3 separate regions of the Homo sapiens genome follow, and regions 2 and 3 are each linked to region 1. A link is an interaction called in ENCODE POLR2A ChIA-PET data of the cell type or tissue named here. Cell type or tissue: PC-9. All regions are shown on one strand.

Evidence for each region. Peaks named below come from ENCODE experiments on the same cell type or tissue, not always from the same donor. Only the 100,000 strongest peaks of a DNase experiment are listed, where the experiment ranks them.
Region 2: POLR2A ChIA-PET joins it to region 1 with 8 read pairs; 1 of 35 experiments calls an interaction of 5 or more read pairs at or near these places.
Region 3: POLR2A ChIA-PET joins it to region 1 with 7 read pairs; 2 of 35 experiments call an interaction of 5 or more read pairs at or near these places.

What each region holds. Positions count from the first base shown.
Region 1 is chr3:150,955,470-150,957,969 of GRCh38, forward strand. The region is part of intron 1 of CLRN1 (clarin 1); the gene reads right to left. Among named protein-coding and RNA genes, the nearest start is that of CLRN1-AS1, 16 kb to the right of the region's middle. In PC-9, no CTCF peak of the experiment used is centred here; a DNase peak (open chromatin) is centred at 1,122.
Region 2 is chr3:151,897,473-151,899,972 of GRCh38, forward strand. All of the region lies in intron 1 of AADACL2-AS1 (AADACL2 antisense RNA 1), which reads right to left. LOC105374159 (a long non-coding RNA gene) reads left to right here. Exons shown (of 3, transcript XR_924584.3): 2 at 198-321. Among named protein-coding and RNA genes, the nearest start is that of SUCNR1, 25 kb to the left of the region's middle. In PC-9, no CTCF peak of the experiment used is centred here; no DNase peak of the experiment used is centred here.
Region 3 is chr3:151,036,901-151,039,400 of GRCh38, forward strand. All of the region lies in intron 1 of CLRN1-AS1 (CLRN1 antisense RNA 1), which reads left to right. Among named protein-coding and RNA genes, the nearest start is that of MED12L, 48 kb to the right of the region's middle. In PC-9, no CTCF peak of the experiment used is centred here; a DNase peak (open chromatin) is centred at 1,081.

The sequences.
Region 1 (2,500 bases):
AGATAAAATAGTAGTAGCAAGAGGGGGTGATAGGACCCAGTGTGTTTTTGTTTTGTTTTACTTTGTTTTTAGAAGTTGAAAGAGGCAGGTTGGCAATTGAAATGGAATTTCAAATCTCCTCATTAAAAAAAATTATTCCAACACACTTGGGGGATTGTCAACATGTTACATGGAAACTGACTCCTGTTTAATAGCAGATGTAAAGTTCCAGATTTGGAAAAAGAATTCGTTGCACACCTGAACATGACAAAGCTCTTTTTTGTTTTGTTTTAAGCAGAGAAAGGGGATTGAAGGAAGATGAATTTTCTTCCTACTCTGTTTCTGTTAGTTTGTCCCAAAGCCCAACTGTCTATGGGGGACCTTTTTTTATGAACAATTTTATAACTATGAAATTAAAATTAAAATTGGAATTTCACCCATACGCCTACCAATATAAAAAGCAAAATTTTTCTTTATTTTTGTTCCTTTGAAATCTTTGTTCATCTCACTATTTCCTATATTACTATTATCCCAATGCAGTTTTGAAATCACCTTCTGTTCTTTTCACTCAGAATATAATGTGTTATACATATTGTCTTCATAACTATCATTTAGATAACTGCATAAGTTTTTTGCCAAACGGATGCCCTGCAATCTGTTAGTTCGTCTTCTATTGGTTCAGTATTACAGCTCATGCTTCCAGGAACATCTCTAAGCACACACATTTTTCTTTTTTATTTTGGAGATGGGGGATAAGTGGGAATAACCTTTTTGGGTGAATTCCCAGGAAAGGGATTACTTCGGTAATGGTGCTTTCTAAAAGAATGCTAGTTGTGGTATAGATACAAGGTAACCTCAAGAACGTGAGTGGCATTTTGTAATATATATATTAAGCTCTACTTTTTCAACCCTGATTCAAAGCTTGATTCCCTCTCCATGAAGTCTGGTAAGCAGAAATTTCTGACAAGATACCTAGTCAGAAAAAGAGAGCTAGAAGAAACTAGTCACTGGGTTCTCTATCCTGGTAGCAGAACAGAAGGCACCTAAGCCACAGGAGAGAGAAAGCGAAAAAGGAAATCCACGCTGCATACCTTGGCATGCAGAGAGAGGCTGTCATACCCTCATTACTCGAGTCTGCTATTACGAAACAGAGCTGAGTAAGTCGTAAGTTAATGACTCGGAGTGAAAACAGTGATAGGGATGCTCTCATAGGAAAGCTGCCCTCCTGCAGTCATTTGGTGAGGGGCTCTATATTTTGGGCTGTGAGCCTTGCCTCCCTGCCCTTACTCTCCTGCACAAATGGGGACCCCTTAGCCTCTGATCTGTGGGCCCACATTCTGCAAAGCCTTTTCTAGTTTTTTCCTCTCTGTCCCTTGTCAGATATTCCAAACTTCCCCTATTCTTAAGGACCTATCACACTCCACCTCCACTTCTTTCAGTCTATGAACCTGGCTTATGAAGTGCTCAGAAATATCTTGTAAACTAAACTCTCTCATTTCACAGAGAAAGGTGAGGCTATCATGGAATGCCCTCAACTTGACAGAACTCCATTGCCACCCATCTACACCTTCTTTGTGGTGTATACCCAACCTTCCCTTTATTCTTAGTGAAAGAAATGTTTTCTCCTGTCCAAGGCTGGCCCTTCTCCCTGTGCTTTCAGACTCATCCTTTCTCATCTTTGCACAGACCTTTCTAATTCACTATTTACCCTCCCATCTGTCTTCAGCCTTTTCCTCTCTACTGCTCTATCTTCTTAGTACAGAATTATACTCAAGGTCTTCCCATTTTATACACACACACACACACACACACACACACACACACCACCCCACCCGAAGCCTGGCCTTAGGGATCCTGTGGCTATTTCCTGATCTCAGTCTTTCCCTTTTATACCTGCAACACTTATCTCTGGGTCATGATCTCCCAGTCCCTCCTTAGCTCCTTCAGGGACCTCCCTTCCCCACCACTTCATCAAGACTGCTTTGGAAATGGTCTCCTGTGATGTTCTGGCTGTAATATTCAAAGAACCATTTCCAGTGTCTCTCATTTGACATCTCTGTGGCATTTAGGCCTGTTGACTGTTACTTCCTTGGTGAAGGTCTATCCTCTAAGGTTTCACCTCACTGACTCTCCCCTCGATCTCCTTGACAAGTCTCCCCTCTCTACCCATTCATATTAGTGTTTTCTAGGACACATCTTTGTCTACTTTCTTTTTTAGGGGGTCGGTGGGGACGGAGTCTCGCTCTGTCGCCCAGGCTGGAGTGCAATGGCACGATCTTGGCTCACTGCAACCTCTGCCTCCCGGGTTCAAGCAATTCTCCTGCCTCAGCCTCCTGAGGCTGGGATTACAAGTGTGTGCCACCACGCCCGGCTAATTTTTGTGTTTTTTTAGTAGAGACGGGGTTTCACCATGTTGGCCAGGCTGGTCTTGAACTCCTGATCTTGTTTGTGATCTACCCACTGCAGCCTCCCAAAGTGCTGGGATTACAGGTATGAGCCACTGCACTCAGCCTTTGTCTAC
Region 2 (2,500 bases), 940 kb after region 1:
ACCAAACCAAAGAAGCAAAATAAGTCCACACTGGAATAGGAACTTATACTTCAACAACTTAGCACGAGATATTTTACAATCTCATAGCCACTTTTACTCAACTCAGAAAGCAACTCAGCTGAAAGTAGCTCATGTCTTCTGGGAACACAATTCTGAATATTTTATAGCTTATCTATTTCCTATATTGTTCTTATTAGCTGATGGACTGCTCACAATTCCCTGAGGCAACGCTATTATATCAAAAATGAGGTTGTGAGAGCTAACTGATTCATTCAAAATCAAGTTAAAGGCAGAGCTGGAATTGAAGGAGTTGTTCTTAAGGTATGTTACCCAGCCTCTAACATGGATAACTAAAAACTATTAGCTACTTTTATAGAATCATAGATCCACAAAGTTTTAGAAACAAAAGTTACAGAAATAATCCCTCGATTCCAAAAATATCGGTAACAAACAAAAGGGATATTTAGTTAAAAATATTACTTTAAAACTTGTAAGACCTAGTAACTGAAAGTTTTCAAGGTTCAAAAAAACTAAAAAACCTAAATGTGTTCTGTATACAAACTAATTGTTAAGACTCTGCCCAAACTGAAGCTGTACCTTCACTTTTGTTCTTCTCTTGATAAACTTTTATTTTAATCCAGATATCAAGATTTCTGAATTTAAAGGAAAGTCTGCATATGAAAGGAGCAGAATTCTCTGTCACTGATAGTTCACTGACCTTATTAGAGAAAGTATAGATAGGACTCTTGATATCTGCTGACTTGATGAGGGTCAAGGCCTCTGGAGCTCAGCAGCAGCCCTGACTTCCTCTTACAAGTGGAAACTTACCACCCCAGGCCCAGCTCAGCCCAAGTCCCAACTTCAGTCTCATCTCAGCCCCAGGCTCACCCAGCCTAAGTCCCAGGCCCAGGCCCAAACCCAGGACCAGACTCAGGCCTGGATCATGTCTCACTCAGCCTCAGCCCCAGGCCAAGACCCAGATCCAGCGTCAGAACAAGCCCCAGTTCCAGCCTCAGACCCAGCCCCAGCTCCAGCTTCAGACCCAGACCCAGATGCAGGCCCACACACACGCTCCACAGCCTGGCTCCTGCACTCAGGTCTCTTTTCTTTGCCCTGTGCCCTTAGGATTCATATGGATACTAAGGCAAACACTACCTGCTTTTAAGAGAGAAATAAAATGGTGTGAAGTAGGGATATAGATGACTTATGACAGTAAGAGAAATCTGACATAGTTGACTCCATCTTGCTTCTAACCACCAAGCTATCCTTGGTCATTCCTGGGCATAGACCAAGCTGACTTTGGGAAAAATTTAGTTTACAGTTTAACCTTAAAGCAAGGATGACAATAGTCCTTCCCAAAACTAAATCACCTTTGTAAAACAAATGAAAGGCCACAAGGTTAGGATTCTGAGAGAGGCCTGAACTCTGTTGAAATGTGGGCATAGTTTCTATAATCCCTAATGCTCAGGAGTCATGCGTCCACAGGTTACAAGATTTGTGACTTCCCCAATTACTCCTACAGATAAGATCACTGTTTTGGAACCTAAAGCTGGTTTTTTGAGATGTCTCTCAGACTGACGCCACCCAGACTCCTGGCTCTTGACTCAACCAATCCTGTGGACTCAGCACACAAGGACTGTTTTCCATACCCCTATGATTTCATCCCCAATCAGTCAACATTCCTCATTCCCTAGTCCCCTGCCCACCAAACTATCCTTGAAAACACCTACCCTCTGAGCCTTCAGGGAGATTGATTTGAGTAATAACTCTGCCTCCTGCAGTGAGCCGAGGCGTGGCTGGCCGCGCATCAACTAAACTCTTTCTTTACTATTAGTACCATGCCGTGGTCCCAGAGAATTTATTTTGTCTGTGCAGAAGGCAGGAAGAACTCATCTGGCAACTATAATTCTTAAAAACCTAGTAAAATTAGGCGAGTCTTTAATTTTCAGCAAATTGTGGTAGAGGGAACACCACTGTCTTTTTGTTCTCTGTATTATTTTTCTTTTTTTTTTTTCTTTTTTTTTTTGAGATGGAGTCTCACTCTGTCTCCCAGGCTGAAGTACAGTGGCGCGATCTCAGCTCACTGCAACCTCCGCCTCCCAGGTTCGAGAGATTCTCCTACCTCAGTCTCTTGAGTGGCTGGGATTACAAGTGCGCACCACCATGCCTGGCTAATGTTTGTATTTTTAGTAGAGACGGGGTCTCACCATGTTGGCCAAGCTGGTGTCAAAGTCTTGACCTCAAAAGATCCACTTGCCTTGGCCTCCCAAAGTGCTGGGATTACAGGATAAGCCACTGAGCCCAGCCTTCTCTGCATTTCTTTTCTACATGTAAAAACTTCATGACTAAACTTTCCTCATGGATGTTACATTGTTTTTACTCAGCTTTCTACCTGACTCTCTACATAGGTGTTGGCCATTTTCATGAGCTTGGCCATCCAGATAGAATATGTAGTTTATACCATTCCAGAGGCACCAATTATTTTCTGCTTTATTTACTG
Region 3 (2,500 bases), 81 kb after region 1:
GGGATCATTCCTACCCCTTCCATATGTGTATCAATTACACTTAGGCCCCAATGCAGTGCTTGTATGCATTGAAAGAAAGAAGAGAGCAAGAAAGAGAGGCAACCGTGTGTGAAATGGCCATGACTTTTGTAGCGTAGTCAATGTACAGGAATTTATGATATAGCTTCCTCAGACGTCAATAAGTAAAACTCAATACAAAGGGGGTAATTTATTTATATGCGCAGGTAACCCAAATGTATTGCTGGTGAAGGATCTAATCAAGGCAATCATGCTTAAAATGCAATTAAAGTCAGCTATACCCAATGTTTCTCAAATCTTAGTATCATATGGACCCCTTTAAAAAATAAAGACTTTCTGATGAGACCCAGGGTTTATGTATATTGCTTTTTAATAATGTTTTTTGAATGTGTATAAAGCTGTTAACAAATGCCTTATACGCATAAGATCTTATATTATTGCAAACCAAAAAAAAGAAACAAATAAATTACAAACAAAATTGCAAACCTGATCATGTTCAAGTTAACAGCATTAATTTAATGTAGTAACTAAAACTAAATTTCTTCTCATCATGTGACAATCATACTGCCTTCTAAAGAGCATTCTCAGTATTTGGCCTGCCTTTCTATCTTGTGTACAATTCAATTCTTCTGCAACTCTCCCTTATAAGGTGGCCATCCATAGGAAACACCATATTCTTATACTCAATTTTTATATTATTATTGAAATGAAAAAACACAGGAAAGGTTTTCATAGTGAAGTATCCTACCCCAGAGAATGCACCTATGGATTCCACTTTGATAAACACTCTGTAACCAATGGATGGATTTGCCCATTCGCCCAGATGGTGATTGTTTGTACTCAGGCTCCCTAACTAAACAGGAAGCTGCTGGATAACGTGGGTCAGTTTCTATTCCCAGAACCTAGAATTCTTGTCCTCAGTTATTGTTGTAGTTGAATGAGTTGTTCTGAGAGTAGGAGTATCCATATCCAAAGAGAGAATGTTTGAGGGTGAGCAACCTCTGTCTGGGAGGCTGGCCACAGGCCCAGTGGGGTGTGCACACCAGCTGGCTCTCTGACTTCCTGCTCCTCTCCATAAAGTTCCTTTGCTATGACGTGGCCACAGGCAGCCTTCTGTGGGTCCCCTGGCTTTCTCCACATGCTTTGTTTCAGAAGGGAGAGGATGTGCTGACCCTCAGCCTCCTGAGTATTTTTATTCTCAGTCAAATTAACAAATTGGCAGTCTGGTGTTTGTGTGAGTCCCTTGAGAATTTAGATAATATGAGTCCAACCCCAAAAGCCTCACCACCTCTGGAAAAAAATAATGATAATGACCGTTATTGGAAGGGTTAAACAAGATAGTGTATGCAGTGTGCAGGCACTCTCCTAGAGTAGTGTGGAGTCATGGTTCCCAGTTGGGGAATGGAGCGATCAGATCCTTAACCCTAGGTTGGAATGTCTTTTGACTGGTGTGGGGATGGGTGGGAGTGGATATGGGACTGAATTGATATCAACCTGTTACATAAATTTTAAGTTATCTCTAATGCATTTTTAAAGCATTGCTTAAAAAAAAAAAAGACAAGTTGGGTATAGCTTTGGTTGTTTGAGGGGTGTGAGGAGGTTGTTGTTGTTTGTTTTGTTTTTCAGAGAAGGGGCTAGAGAGCAGAAGAGGACTGAAGCAGCCCCTGATTCCTAAATCGAGACTATGAAACTTCTGTGGCTGCCACCTCAGCCTCAGCCTACTCTGCATTGGTTCTGAGGAGCACTCTGTAGAGTTGGAAATAATTTCCCAGAGGGTCTAGAACACATTTAAGGATGCTGGGCAAAAATATTCATTGAATCATAATACTTATGTGGCTCCCAAAAGCAGGAGACACCAACCTCACACCATCAACAGCAATGGCATTTCTGTGTTATTTGTCTCTTGGAACTATTTGGGCATATATACAAATATGAGGAATAAGAATTGCCCTAACTTGGATAAATCAATAACTCTTTGCACTGTTGATAATATTATTTTCCTGAATGTCATGACATTGTAATATTTATAGGACCCTAAAGTAGCTAACTTTCTGTGGGTCACAGGAATGTTACTGTTTTAAACTATTGTTAAAGGAATTTCCAAGGTACTTTTTTTTATTATTATTATACTTTAAGTTTTAGGGTACATGTGCACAATGTGCAGGTTAGTTACATATGTATACATGTGCCATGCTGGTGTGCTGCACCCATTAACTCGTCATTTAGCATCAGGTATATCTCCTAATGCTATCCCTCCCACCTCCCCCCACCCCACAACAGTCCCCAGAGTGTGATGTTCCCCTTCCTGTGTCCATGTGTTCTCATTGTTCAATTCCCACTTATGAGTGAGAATATGCGGTGTTTGGTTTTTTGTTCTTGCGATAGTTTACTGAGAATGATGATTTCCAATTTCATCCACATCCCTACAAAGGACATGAACTCATCCTTCTTTATGGCTGCATAGTATTCCATGGTGTATATG